Linked DNA regions of Homo sapiens: regions 1, 2, 4 and 5 are each linked to region 3. The links are chromatin contacts, found by Hi-C or POLR2A ChIA-PET in ENCODE. All regions are on one chromosome and are shown on one strand. The core of a region is the stretch at or near the end of the contact, and the rest is flanking DNA. Distances in the headings are between cores, read along the strand shown.

Region 1 (2,700 bases), core at 107-2,606, 1.6 Mb after region 3:
TTTGCTCGGCGCCCAGCAAGCCCGAGGTGCGCGGGTCGCAGCGCGCCCTCTCTGCCTCCTGCTCCTAGGCTGCCGCCGCTGGCTGTGTGCCCTCCACTCCCGGCTCTCCGAGCGCTCGCTGGGCCTCTTCTCTCCCCACGTCCGAGCGCTCGCTGGGCCTCTTTCCTCCCCACCTGCGCGTGGCTGTGCGGAGCCGGTAGCTCTGCTCTGCCCGTGCCCCCGCCCCCACCCCGCGATCACAGCCCCCACCTTGGTGTCCCCTACTCCCCGCCGCAGTCCTCCCGCCGCGCAGCGCCGCGCCGGAGAGCATGGCCGAGCGCACAGCGCCCACTACCGCAGCCGCGGCTCGGCGCAGTCCACCCGCCCGCCCGCGCAACTTCCAGCGGCCGCCTCGCAACTTTTCCCAAGTCCACCACAGCCGCCCGCCGCCGCCGCCACTGTGGCTCCCTCTGAGCCGCCTACCCTACCCAAACCCCAGAAACAAACCGAGGCTCGAAAAGGCTCCCTTCTCCTGCCGGCCCCCCATCCCCCGCGCCCCCCTCCTCCCACACCCGGGACTAGCTGGTTGGCCAGAGGCAACTCTCCCCCGCCTGGGGGGAAGGGGAGGGGAGGGGGAGACTTTCTCCTCTTCTCTTCCCCCCCACCCCACCCCTTCGCGCTCACTCTCGCGCTCTCTCCTCCCTCCCACCCCTAGTCTTTGCTGCCCCCACCCCCACCCCCACCCCGGGGTTGCCACAGCTGGTCGGTGCGCGGGACTGAGGGCTGCCCAGGCTCCTCCGGCGCCCAACCCGGGAGCGAGAGCGCGGGCGACCGGGAGCAGAGACTGGAACCGGCAGGTTGCTGGGGCTGCGCTCCGCCTGCCCTCCACCCGGGGCCCCGGCGCAAGAGGCAGCCCGCGCTCCCTCCCGGAGCGCTAGAGACAGATATGCAAGATGGCAGAGGAGGGGGAAAAGCCAATAGAAAAGGGATATTGCACCTACTTGTGGCCAGTTTCCTTGCCCTGCCTTTGGATCTCATGCTGTGCCCAGTCCTGCAGCCGCTGGTGTGTGGTTGGGGCTTTTTTTTCTTGGATCCTTTCCTTCTTTTGCTCTCCCTCTCGCTCCCTCCCTCTCTCTCCTGTCTCTCTCTCTCTCTCTCTCTCTCTCTCTCTCTCTCTCTCTCTCTCTCTCTCTCTCCCTCCCTCCTGTTTCTCTCCTGTTTCTCTCTCTCTTCCACACACTCACTCTCTGTATTTTCTTCTTTCACTCTCTCTCCCTCCCTCTCTCCCTTTCTCTCAATCCACACTCGCTATCTCTCCAGCATTGTCAGTTTGGACACCTTCGCACATGCGCGCTAGACGCCCCTCCAACATCTCAGCGCCGCCAAAAAAAGTTTGGAGCGATTTATCACTTTGATTTGGAGATCTTGTCAGATGGCAATCGCCGAGGAGGCGGAGAAAGGGAGCCGCGGGGAGGGCGGCGGGGGGCGGGGAGCGAACGCAGGGAGCCAGAGGGGAGCAGACACCTCGCCCAAAAAAAGGGGAGGGGGGAATTGAAAAGGCTTGGGCAGAGGATTGATTCCATGTTAGAATCGCCAACAAGCTTGTATCATGATTATTGTTATTGTTTTTCCCACCATAAATTGCAGACATTTTTCTATACCATCTACGAGGGAAGCAAGAAGCCAGGGGGGAAAAAAACTTTAAAAACATTTTTTAAAAACCCTTCTCCTGTTAAAGAACTAGAAGGGCTGGACCCTCGGCTAATAATCCAGGAGAAAGTGAGAATCATCCTGAACTTGAGAAATCTACTGCTGCCGCTGCTACTGCTACTGAAGCTATTGCAGCTTCCGCTTTCAGGGTTGTAAGCAGAATAAATAACTGGTTTTTTCCTCGATTTTAGCTGTAATACCAATGCTTGCTGCCATCCTTGGGACATTTCAGTATTCTTTCCCTACCAAGTAGTAATGATCACCCTTGATTCCCGGGTCCGGGCCGGCGCTGGCATTTGACATCCAAAGACCTCCTGCTTTCTCAGAGGTCGGCTGTCACCTTCCGGCCTCCCCCACTGCTGCCCCGGTCGCCTCCCGATGCAGCTCTGCTTGCCTGCCATTTTCACTCACTCGCTTAAACCTACAACCTCGGGGTCAAAAGAAAGAGGAGTAGGGAGGAAAATCACACACTCTTAAAAAAATACATTGTTGAAATTTCCTTTAATTACAGGATTTACCAATGAAGTGCCACTCAGAAATGGGAATTCCTAAAGGGGCTAGCTGTGTACAAGGTATGAATCAATCCCAACTAGGTATAGATTTTCTTTTGGTACAACCTTCTTGCATTAAACAGTTTTGTTCAATACCTTCCATGTGCTATTTATGTCCCCATTAATATCTGTTGCAAATCCTGCCAGACACCATAAAAGAAAATTACAATCTTTTCAGTCTCCGTGCTGCAACAATACATCCTTGATGTTCAAGTTAAAGGAAAAGAAAAGCAGGTCCTGGGCATGAGTTTGGCAAAGGCTGTGGAGGGAAAGGGGAATCATTGAGAATGCCCAGTCGTACCTGTTGGTATTTATTATCAAATCTAGGACTGCAGACATGAGAGAGCAAATAACAAGGTTCAACCCCAAAGGGTATCAATGGCCTGCAAATCTCTTTATTCAAGAGAATCAAAGTTCAAAGAATTTGTCCTTGTTAAGGATGCCTACCATTTTCCTTTAT
Region 2 (2,700 bases), core at 105-2,604, 1.9 Mb after region 3:
CCTAACATTAAGTGAAAAAAGCAGCTGCCTTATTGCATATGATCTCAATTTGGGAAACAGGAAAAAATATAAATACAAACACACATGCACACACACACACAAAGTCAGAATACTATAAGAAAATAAACTGAACGGTCACAGTGGCTCACGCCTGTAGTTCCAGTTACTCAGGAGACAGAGACAGGTGGATCGTTTTGAGCCCAGGAGTTCAAGACCCGCCCGGGCAACATAAGGAAACTCCATCTCCACACAAAAAAAGTAAAAATTAGCCAGGTGTGGTGGCTCATGCCTGTAGTTCCAGCTACTCAGGAGGCTGAGGAGGGAGATCAGTTGAGACGAGGAGTTCGGTGATGCAGTGAGCCGAGACTGCGCCACTGCACTCCAGCTTGGGCAATATAGAGCGAAACTCAGCATCAAAAAAAAAAGAACATCTTTCTATTCTGAATTTTCCCAATTTTCTACAATTAAAAACGCTTTAAAGATCTCTATAAAGTCAGTCAAGGGAATTTCTATCTAAGCACTTACCAGCAATTTGAGCTCCTTCTCTTTTGGTCTAGGTGGCTCTAAAATAACAATAAAGGCTACAGTGATTGAAATTCACCAGACTTGAAATAGACTGCAGCCTTCTTCCTTCCCACCTTCTTAGAATCTTTGTCCTATTCATCTTCCTTACGCTTCCCCGGGTTCTCTTACTTCTGGATTCTAACAGTGAGTTGTGAGAAGCAACGCGGAAAACGGAATGGAGACTCCAGCTTGTTTTAAACGAGCTGTATTACCCCGCACAGTGCAGGAGAAAAGATAATTGGCTCAGGTCTCGGCTCTGCCATCTACCACCTGTGGAGCCTTAGATAAGTCAGTTCTTATCTCTGTCACTCAACGGTCTCGGTCTTGTCATCTTTTACATGGAATGTCATGAAATATACAGTACATTGCAGGAACTGCCTCAGGTAAAGACTTCTAGGGTTCAGTAGGTCTCAGTCGATCCCTCTGAGAAAGGCCGCACCCTAAATGCACAGACTCTGACTCTAAGGGGATGGGGTCGGGGAATCTGCATTTTAGTAGCTTCTCAGGTGATTCAGATGCTCAGTCAGGATTGAGAAACCAGGACTCTTCCCAGCCCTCCTGTTCTCTGATCCACTTCTCTGCTTCCTCCACGTCCTAACGATTCTCCAGTTCCCGCACAGCAGGAGCGGAGGGAAGAGGGGAGAGAAGGCACCGCTAAGGACCGCTGGCCCCGCCAGGCGGCCGACCTCCCCATTCCAGGGGCGCCAGCCGGCGGATTACATAACGGGCCTCGGGGCGCGTTCTCGCGAGGTTTCCACCGCCCCCTCCTCGCTCCACGTCAGAGGGAACCGGGCGGAGCGGCCAACATGGCGGAACGCAGGAGACACAAGAAGCGGATCCAGGTAGCAAAGCCGAGCTCTGGGCAGGGGGCTTCGGCGCGCTGGATAGTGGAAGGGGCGGGGAAAGCCCCCTAAAAGGGCGAGCGAAAGCAAGGGCGAGGTGGGGTGGGGTGGGGTGGGGTTCCGCCGCGAGGCAGCTGGCTGCAGGCTGCGCGTTGTGAGGGGCCTGAGGGGGGGCGGTGTTGGCGACGGCGGAGACAGAGACGGAGGTGGTGGTGGAGCAGCAGGGGAAGGAAGGAGGCGCCGCGCTCAGAATCCGGCTGCGGAGGCGCGGCTGTGGGCCTGGAGTTCCTGTGGTCGCGCTGTCCCGGGCCTGAGCTGGAAGGTCAGCCTCCCCTGGGGCGCAGACGCTGACCCTTCCCGGGGCTCCTCCCCTCCCTTCACCCCATCCTCTGGCCTTAGCTGGCCTGAAATTAAGGCCACGGTAATAGGGGTAGCAGGAGGCGGCGGACTGACCTAAAGCAGCTGGTTCTTTGTGCGCATAGACCGTAAGGGGGAATGATCTGGACTTGGTCAGCTGCCTCGGGGCCTAGGCAGGGATCTGCTCATCCAGATGTTCAGTTGCGTTGCCCTTCTTTCCCTTCAATATTATTAACTTAATAGTCCACTTGAAGCTTGCCGGCTTTTTTCCGGGCGACGTGGTGTAAACAACCACAACCTCGTTGGTGCTGCAACGAGCTGGTGGAGCCCAGAAACCTTTCACATGCCAGTGTGTCATCCTCGTAGTAACGTACATAACATCTCCCCCTAATTCCACATGCGTGTCATTTGTGCATTTCTTCCTTGCGATTTTCCCTGGTTCTTGTTCTTTGCCAAGAGGATTAATTATGTAGAACATCTTGGACTCAGGATATTTATTAGTCGTCTCATCAGCTGATGTGCTGAGAAACCTTCATAAGCCCTCAAATTGATCACATGTAGTAAATTGTTACTATAATCATAAATTGTTACATTCATCATTGCCTTTCTGTTCCTTACTATTTCATTGCTTAGAATGATTTTTTCTTTCTTCCATTTTATCCCTTCTTTTTTTTTTTAAGTTTATCGATTTATTGGCGTACAATACAGATGTTTTGAGCTATGCAAGTTAAAATTCTTCTGTAAACTTTTTAAGTGCTGTGAAAAAGACACACATGATCAGTAAATTTGGAATTTTGGAATTTGGCAGAAATAAAGTAGTTCCGAACAGGGTGCAGAAGGGAATTAGAAAGAGGCAGATTTCGAGTTCAGACAGATAAGACTAGGTCTTAAGATCAGTAGAAGTTTCTAATTATACTGTTCTTAATCTTTCAAGAGT
Region 3 (2,700 bases), core at 163-2,662:
CATCCTATTAAATTAAAAGAATAAGAAATAAGAAACTAGCAGGTCCAGATCTAGGTTCCTTCCATTCGACTGGGCCATGACTTTAATTAAGCTGCTGGGTCATGGCTTAATTTTCCCTTGAAAAACAGCACAGTTTGAGAAATCTCTGCCAAACTCTTCATTTTTTAAGCAACTGACAAAGTCAACAAGAAAGCAAATACCTAGAATCCACGGAACAATGCTCCTCAGAGCAGGGCTGGCAGAAGCGGCGGAGGGCTACCAGTTTCCCTGCCCCGATTGCAGCTGGGCCTTTGACAAGAGCTCGGGTAAAGGACTATCTGTGCACCCGCCCACCAAACGCCCAGCGGGACGATGGGCTGGTGCTACGAAGTTCTAAACCTAACCGCTGGGAGGAAGAAGCGGGAGGATGAGAATGTCATCTCCCCTGACACTCTGGTGCCGGCAGTCCTGAAACGCTCACCTCTGACGTCCCTGAAGGTCAGAGGTGGCAACCACAGTGCCAATAGCTCACCAAAGCCACTTTTCCTGCCCGGGTGGAGGCGCGGGGCAAAGTTGGCCACCGGCTGCGCGCGTCCCGTTAGCCGTACCTTGTAACTGGGCGGAGAGGGACTCCTGGTGCTGCTGGTACTTGAGCGCCACCGCCTCGGCTTTCCGCAGCTGCGTCTGCAGCTCGTAGTAGAGCATCGCGCCGTAGAGAAAGCCGAACACGACGGTCAGCAGCAGCAGCGTCTGGAAAATCCGCTTCTGCTTTCGGGAGCACATCCCGTTTCCCATAGTCCCGCCTGGACCCAAAGCCGCGGCCGCCCCCGCCGTCTCCTCCCCTTGGTCCGAGCGAGCGTCTCAGCAGCGGCCGCCGCAGTAGGTGGCCAGACGCAGCATGAGGAGGAGATGCCAGACACAAAAGCCGGCCCGGAGGGGAAGTGGCGCCCGCTCAGCCCCCGCGCGGCGCGGGGCGCGCAGCCATCGACGCCGCCCGGGCAGCTGCAGCCAAACTTCTGCGAGGCTCGTTCTCCGCGAATGCCCGGGGCCGGGAGGAGGCCCTCCGCATACTTCAGAGCCGGCTGCCCTCGCGCCTGTCCCCAGATGCCTCCTGCCTTTTTTCCTTCTTCCCACTTTTTGGCCCCGCTGCCCCCGGGCAGTTCTTGGAGTCCCGCCCTGGCCACTCCCCGCCCTATCGCGGCGGCTCCCACTGCACGACTTTGTTGCCACCTAAGGGAGGGGGTGCGCGCCCAACAAAGGGACCAGGACTCCGGGCCGCGCCCCCGTGCGGCCTGCCCAATGGGTGGAAGGGTGGGGGCCAGCTGTCTCGGCTGGTTTTGGGGACGGCACAGCGGTGTCACTGACGGGTCGGCTGGTGCCTCTGCCGCCCCGCCACCTCCTGCCCAACTTACGTGTCACCCACGGCCCGGCTATTCTGGCCAACGGGATTCCGGGAGGAAGTCCCACTCGGCCTCCTTGCTCATTGGGCCCGTCCGAGCAGACGCTCCCTCCCTTCGGGGAGGCAGTGCCGGGCTCGATTGGATGCCGGCTTTGTCCGTCCGACCCCAGGGCCGCACCTTCCCTCCCAGTGCCGGGGCCGGCTAGGGGCTCTGTGGGCAGCGCGGCCGCCTGGCGCCGGGGTGCGCCCACGTGGAGTCGGAGAGGGTGGGAAGAGGCAGGCGGAAGGGCGAAGGGCGGGGAGCTTTGGGTGGGCGGGGGACTTGTCCGGGCCTGAGTCTGGGTGAGGTTCGGTGAACACGTGTGTGTGTGTGTGTGTGTGTGTGTGTGTGTTCCAGTTCTCGTTCGGAACGCACGTGGAGAGCGGAGTAAAATGTGTGTATGAACGAAAGAATGGATGGCAGTAACTGTGTGCACTCTGCTGAGTACACTTTCTTTCCCTGTCCAATAAACTGATGCGGCAGACACATGGGATAGCTACATAGCACAATCCCGGTAGTCAAACCAGAGATGCCATGTCGACTGCCTTACCCCATCCAGTGTACTAGCCTAGATGTGTGTGTGCCCACAGATGGCCCGGCAGGAGTCGGGAGACTGGAAGCACGCTAGACTTAATGTTCAATTGTCCACGTGGGCTGGGGAAATCGGCTTGCCATTGGCAGAGAGGAAAGAAATGGTCTCACATTTCTCCTCTAGCTGCAAATAGAATAATTTAAAAACAAATCGTACAGACTGAAATGAGTATCCATTCATTTTGTCATATGTATTTGTTTTATTGGTGGCAAAACACATCAGTTACATTTCTAAATTACATTTTAAAGGGCAACAAAGGTTCCCTATGTAAAAACTAGTACAGCACAGGAAAGGTAGTAACCACAAACCTCTTCGAAGAAATGTATACTGCATTTATTTTTTCTGTGTACTTGAGGGGAATAATTAAGGTTATGCACAAATGATAATTTTTGTTTCTGCTGTTGACCTGAATTCTAAGAAAAGTAAATTTTATCTGTCTGTATAGTGTGGTGTAATTTATGATACACTGCATAATTTTTATATTCTAACTGGACTTTAGTCGTTACCATTGCTAATGGGCCTGAGTGCTCAAAATGGGGGTAAATCTCTTTAGCTAAATGCAACAGAAAGACAGTTCCTGGTGCAAAAGTTTTTTTAGGTGGACTCTGAAATTATAGGTTGCTAAAGCCCTAAAATAAACTGAATTTATAACGATGCTACCCTGTGGCATTTATACCACTGTAAAAATAA
Region 4 (2,700 bases), core at 1-2,500, 1.7 Mb after region 3:
CCTCCAAAACATGCTTTTCTATACTTAGCCAAGCACTGGGAAATCTAAGCGATAAGCATGAGTCAGAACGTGGGTGCCCTATCCAGAATCCGCAGTGTGTACATTTGAACAAGTTGTTATGCCAGCTTAAATTTCCTCTCATGCTAAAGGCAGAGCCTAACACTGCCCATCTCCTGGATGCAGTATTATTAAGCCAGCCTCCGAACACAGTTCCGTATCCACAAACAGACTTTAAAACCAGCATATAAAACGGAAATGGCGGGTAGGGGGTGGCCGTTCAGGGTAGGTGCTTAACTTGCTAATCATGGGCGCAGAAATATTTAAAACGGAGATAGTACAGAGGTGCAAAGTCAGAAACAGTATCAAGACCCTCATGCCCCCCTGTGACCTGCTCTCTGGGACTTTCACAAAAAGGGGGCTGAGAAGAGCCCCCCCGCCACCCCCTCCCGGAGACCCTGAGAGCACGGCGACAGACACCATCTGCACAACCTATCGCGCAAAGGGCGGACCCACGGGAACTCCTCTCCGTGGACTCCTCTCCTGCCCCCGGTCGCAAAGGGCGACCGGGGACTCTTCTCCTGCCCTCGTTTCTGGGCGCCCCAAACCTCTGGCCACAGCTGGGGTTCCCAGGGGCCCCCCTCCCGCCTCGACGCCTTGGGCTGGCGGGCTGCTGGGAGGACTCCTGCCGTGCGACCCCGGCGCCCCTCGCGCGTTTTGTCTGGGCCAGGCCGCGCAGACGTGCTCCCTACTTCTTACCGCGCTGGACCGCCAGGGCCGCGCCCGGAGTACTGGCCTGAGTGGAGGCCCAAGCCGGGGACCTGGCCGGCGCACGGGCGGCCTCCCGGGAGCTCCCCATGCTCCTCTCACCCACTGGCCGCGGCGGCTGCGCTGCCATGGCGACCGCGCGCGCACTTACAGTCCGCCTGCAGCTGTGAGGCGGCTACACGAGCCTCGGCGCCAGCCTGCTTCGAGTCCCGCTGGCTGTGCCTGCCCGGGCCCTGAGGCCTCACTGCTAAGGCAGTGACCGCCTACTCTGTGGAGGTCCTTTGTCACCCTGCCCTGGTTAAAGGCAGCCTGAGGGAGGGCGTCCTGGCTCCTTTGCAGGGAGGAGTTCCCGAGGTTTGAGGGGCTCCGCTGCTGAGCTAGGGCTGGGGCTACAAAGAAGATTATGACAAAGCCCGCTCCTACAAAGTGTGCACCGGCCTGCCGGGCCAGCGAAGAAGCAGAGTAGCATCAGCACATGATAAAGGCGTTGGGCTTTGGGAGCATAAAGGGTTTTGTGCTCCCAAAGGGCGGGGCCACCAGGGAGGGCTTCCTGAAGGAGGTGACATCTGGATGGTCCGAAGGAGGCTGCCAGAGGACAGAATGCTTGGTGCGTTCTGGGCATGCGCAGGTACTTGAATGTACTCAGATCAGTACAGACAGCGGGGAGGCGGGCAGGGCCAGATCCACATGTGTTACTAAAAGGCCAGGGGTTCCGTCTAGATCCAGCTGCTCCTGGCACAGAATGCCAATCACTGAAACAATGAGAATTGCCAGGGAGGAAGGCTTTAATCTGGTGCTGCAGCCGAGGAGATCAGTCTCAAATCTGTCTCCCCAACCAACTAGAATCAAGGGTTTACATAGCAAGAAAGAAATGTGACTACTTGCAGGAAATCAGGAATTAGGGAGGGGTAAGGAAGAGGAGTTGGTCAACAGGAATCAGGTGGTCGTTTAGGGAATCATGGTGGGTGAGGGATCTGGTGTCTCATTGTCCAGATGTGACGATCTGGTAAGTTTCATTTCCTTGATACTGAAATGGTAATAGTTTCCTTATCCCCCTTGCAGGGCATGCGATGGTGAGGCAGGAAAATAGGGTCTGGAGGTAGGGAACATAAGGCCGATTCGCACTTCGGCTATAACAGGAAATATCCTCTCCATAGGGTGTACACCATAAACGACTTTGTAACCTTACTTCATCCTCTTCATTTACACAGGGCGTACTCTAAGTAACCAATGGAATCCTCTAAGGGATATTTAAACTCCCAAAAAATTTGTAACGGGGTCTTTGAGCCCCTGTGCTCGGCCCACTCCCACACTGTGGAGTATACTTTCATTTTCAGTAAATCCCTTCATTCCTTCCTTGCTTTGTGCGTTTTGTCCAATTCTTTGTTCAAGACGCCAAGAACCTGGACACCTTCTACCGGTAACAATGGGGGTGTGGCTTGCTTCTTTGGTGCTCCGCTGCTCAAACCTCTAGGGGGAGCATGCAGACGGGCAGGTTGTGGGGCACGTGGGCTCCGAACTCACCGCAGCGTCTAGGGGTGAATGCTTACAGCTGCTGAAGCAAAGCCCCAGTAGGCGTGTGTTACAGGGTGCTCTTTCAGTTTTGCTGTGTATAGGCGGCTTGCGTCAATCAGCTCAGTTAGACCCTCTGTCTTACCGCAAGGACAGAGGGCTTTCTGTTTCCTGGGGTTCTGGCCTTGGTGTACCGGAAAAATCGGATCACACAGTGGGCTTGGAGAATGAGTGCAAGGTTTTATTGATTGGTGGAAGTGGCTCTCAACAGATGGATGGGGAGCCAGAAAGGGAATGGAGTGGAAAGGTGGTTTTCCCCTGGAGTCCGGCCGCTCAGCAGCCAGACTCTCCACTGACTGCCCTGGCCAAATTCCCCTCGGTCTACACATCGTGCTGCTTGTCGGTGACCTGGCAGCGTCCGCT
Region 5 (2,700 bases), core at 107-2,606, 1.8 Mb after region 3:
CCCATAGCCCCTTTCTTTAAATGAGTTGGACCAAGGTGCTGAGATTAGCTGGCGTTAAACCTACTGTCCCCCAACTATCCTCTTACTCCCCATCTCTGCCTTAGGTGCCTACTCAGCAACTTCTCACCACTCACCTCCTGTAGGTAGAAAAAGAAATTCAGCAGAAAAAAAATAACAACTAAAACCCAAAGCCCCAAGTGCAAATGAACTCTTTTAAATAGGTGTAGAGAAAGGATTGGTGGCTCAGCTGTTAAGGAACATTCAGGAGAGCCTGCAACATATTTTGTTCCAAGTAAATGTCTAGTTCAGAGGACTCAGCAGATAAAATATCCTCTCTCTAAAAAGAACTGAAATTACTGAAAATATGTGCACATTTATATCATTACACATGGCCCAAACTGCTCTGGTGAGAAAGAAGGGGGTACATCTGAGCGACAGGGACATGTATGTGTCCTCGCCCCAGGCCCTGAGTACATCCACCATGGCTGAGGGTTAGATCCTCACACATTTCAGTCCCCTGGCTGCCAGCCTACCTCTGCTTGAAAATTTATCCACGTGGTTCCTCCTTTGGATGCTCACAAATTGTCAGGTGCACACTACCACACCCAGCTAATTTTTTTTAAAGAGATGGGGGTCTACTATGTTGCCCAGACTTGTCTCAAACTCCTGGGCTCAAGTGATCCTCCAGCCTTAGCCTCCCAAGTAACTGAGATTACAGATGTGAGCCACCGCACCTGGCTCTTTAATTTATATTAGCCATTTTCTATAATTTGCTTAATTAAAATAGGAAAAGAAATAATTACTTAATGCAGTTTGTTGGGGGACGGCTGGCTCAGCGCTGAGAGAGGTGGCCAGGGAATGGTGGGAGCTGCAGTGGTGGTGGCAGTGGCTGGGGTGATAAGCACAGCCTGGGGCTGCCCCTCCTCGGGGGCCATGCTGCATTGCACTGCATGGGTAGCCACGAGCGAGTCTAGGACGCAACGGGAACTGTGGAAGGTGCATCCACAAATGGACCAATGTGTGTAATGATGGAATCTCCTTACTAACCATTACCACTGCCTCTCCTTGATAAGTGAGCCAGAGAGTGAGTGGGTCAGGGGAGAAGAAAAGAGGTCAACATGAAGCTAAAGCAGCGAGTCATGCTGTTAGCAATTCCTGTCATCTTTATCTTCACCAAAGTTTTCCTGATTGACAACTTAGATACATCAACTGCCAAGCAGCGTTTCACTACTTGATCCCCTGAGGGCTTTTCACCGAATGATGACTGGCTTGTGGATGGAGCTGTCACCCAAGTTGGACCACACGTTGCAGTCTTCCTAGGAGACTGCAGCCCAGTGGGTGGTTCCCCAGGAAGTGTACTGTGAAGAGACACCAGAGCTGGGGGCAATCATGCATGCCATGGCCACCAAGCAAATTATTAAAGCTGATGTGGGTTATAAAGGGACACAGCTGAAAGCCTTACTGATCCTTGAAAGGGAACAGAAAGTTGTTTTCGAACCTAAGTAGTATAGCCGAGACTATGTAGTGGAAGGGAACCATATGCCGGTTATGATAGACACAATGCGGAGGTAGCAGCCTTTCACTTGGACAGGATTGTGGGTGTCCCAGAGCCCTGCTGATGGTGGGCAGATCCGTTCATCTTCAGACAGAGATCAAGCCTGTTACCATGGAGCAGCTGTTGAGCCCCTTCCTAACTGTAGGACACAATACTTGTTTTTATGGGAAGTGTTATTACTACCGAGAAACAGAATCAGCTTGTGCCGATGGAGACACAATGGAAAAATCTGTCACACTTTGGCTTCCAGATGTGTGGCCTCTCCAGAAACACTGACACCCGTGGGCCAGGACTTACTGAAAAGGCAAATTGGCCAGGTGGGAGTATGATGAGCGCTACTGTGAGGCTGTGAAGAAAACGTCCCTTTATGACTCTGGCCTGTGCCGCCTGGACACCATTAACACAGCTGTCTTTGATTACCTGATTGACAATGCTGACTGCCATTACTATAAGAACTTTCAAGATAATGAGGGCGCCAGTATGCTCATCCTTCTTGATAACAACAAAAGCTTTGGGAACCCCTTGCTGGATGAAAGAAGCATTCTTTCCCCCCCTCTATCAGTGTGGCATCACTCAGGTGTCTACCTGGAACAGACGGAACTACCTAAAGAATGGTGTGCTGAAGTCTACCTTAAAATCTGCCATGGCCCATGACCCCCTCTCCCCAGTGCTCTCTGATCCTCGTCTGGACGCCATGGACCAGTGGCTCCTGAGTGTCCTGGCCACCGTGGAGCAGTGCACTGACCAGTTTGGGATGGACACTGTATGGTAGAAGACACAATGCCTTTCTCCCACTTGTAACTCTCAATAAAAAATAAGTGAAACTTCTTTTTACAAAGATAGAGAAGCAGCACAATCAATTCCAAATGGTATGAAATGGATTGGAAATGGCCAGCAGCAAGTTCTGGTGACAGGGGACAGGGTGGCCTTGGATGTCTTTGGTGTTTTCTGTAGTAGAAACTAAAGCAAAGACCACAAGTTTCTGAGCATGGAGATGTTCCTGCTGAATCACCTTCTGAATTCCTCAGCAATTGCCCATTCTAGCAATAGGCATCATAGTTGGTCAGTCTTAATTCCCAGGCCAAAGGACAATCAGACATTTTCATAGATGAATACTGGGATTGGCTCTGGAGTGTGTGTTTTGA

What was found. Hi-C counts contacts between places; a loop is a spot of excess contacts on that map. ChIA-PET counts read pairs that join two places held with the same protein, here RNA polymerase II (POLR2A). Pooled maps may share reads with other maps.
Region 1: a map of B cell shows a loop between it and region 3 (10-fold over the local background). The contact joins the promoter of MECOM here to the promoter of GOLIM4 in region 3. A Hi-C loop is called at or near these places in 1 of 168 maps with a recorded cell type or tissue (B cell) and 8 of 50 pooled maps. POLR2A ChIA-PET finds 5 or more read pairs at or near these places in 1 of 52 experiments (B cell).
Region 2: a map of ascending aorta shows a loop between it and region 3 (4-fold over the local background). The contact joins the promoter of SEC62 here to the promoter of GOLIM4 in region 3. A Hi-C loop is called at or near these places in 2 of 168 maps with a recorded cell type or tissue (ascending aorta and chondrocyte), 3 of 37 single-sample maps with no recorded cell type and 12 of 50 pooled maps.
Region 4: a map with no recorded cell type shows a loop between it and region 3 (13-fold over the local background). The contact joins the promoter of LRRC34 here to the promoter of GOLIM4 in region 3. A Hi-C loop is called at or near these places in 2 of 37 single-sample maps with no recorded cell type and 4 of 50 pooled maps. POLR2A ChIA-PET finds 5 or more read pairs at or near these places in 1 of 52 experiments (PC-9).
Region 5: a loop to region 3 is called in a pooled map, with 3 times the contacts of the local background. The contact joins the enhancer-like site here to the promoter of GOLIM4 in region 3. A Hi-C loop is called at or near these places in 1 of 168 maps with a recorded cell type or tissue (OCI-LY7), 5 of 37 single-sample maps with no recorded cell type and 4 of 50 pooled maps. POLR2A ChIA-PET finds 5 or more read pairs at or near these places in 1 of 52 experiments (OCI-LY7).

Annotation. Positions count from the first base shown.
Region 1 is chr3:169,662,356-169,665,055 of GRCh38, forward strand. MECOM (MDS1 and EVI1 complex locus) reads right to left here and starts at 1,357. Exons shown (of 17, transcript NM_004991.4): 1 at 981-1,357. The coding sequence starts at 1,017. RefSeq lists a silencer at 249-348.
Region 2 is chr3:169,965,453-169,968,152 of GRCh38, forward strand. It overlaps SEC62 (SEC62 preprotein translocation factor), which reads left to right and starts at 1,355. Exons shown (of 8, transcript NM_003262.4): 1 at 1,355-1,406. The coding sequence starts at 1,371. It also overlaps the pseudogene FHL1P1. RefSeq lists an enhancer at 1,034-1,473.
Region 3 is chr3:168,094,512-168,097,211 of GRCh38, forward strand. GOLIM4 (golgi integral membrane protein 4) reads right to left here and starts at 1,413. Exons shown (of 16, transcript NM_014498.5): 1 at 588-1,413. The coding sequence starts at 774. RefSeq lists silencers at 1,189-1,238, 1,529-1,768 and enhancers at 1,440-1,941, 2,139-2,188.
Region 4 is chr3:169,811,654-169,814,353 of GRCh38, forward strand. LRRC34 (leucine rich repeat containing 34) reads right to left here and starts at 1,251. Exons shown (of 11, transcript NM_001172779.2): 1 at 757-1,251. The coding sequence starts at 895. It overlaps LRRIQ4 (leucine rich repeats and IQ motif containing 4), which reads left to right and starts at 1,217. Exons shown (of 6, transcript NM_001080460.3): 1 at 1,217-1,393. RefSeq lists a silencer at 626-925 and an enhancer at 2,416-2,515.
Region 5 is chr3:169,930,880-169,933,579 of GRCh38, forward strand. The region is part of intron 7 of SAMD7 (sterile alpha motif domain containing 7); the gene reads left to right. It also overlaps the pseudogene FAM20BP1. Among named protein-coding and RNA genes, the nearest start is that of SAMD7, 21 kb to the left of the region's middle. Within about 2 kb of position 1,357, at least 4 of the 41 ENCODE cell types and tissues checked have a DNase peak (open chromatin) inside an H3K27ac peak, as active enhancers do; they include OCI-LY7, where a contact is called at or near this core.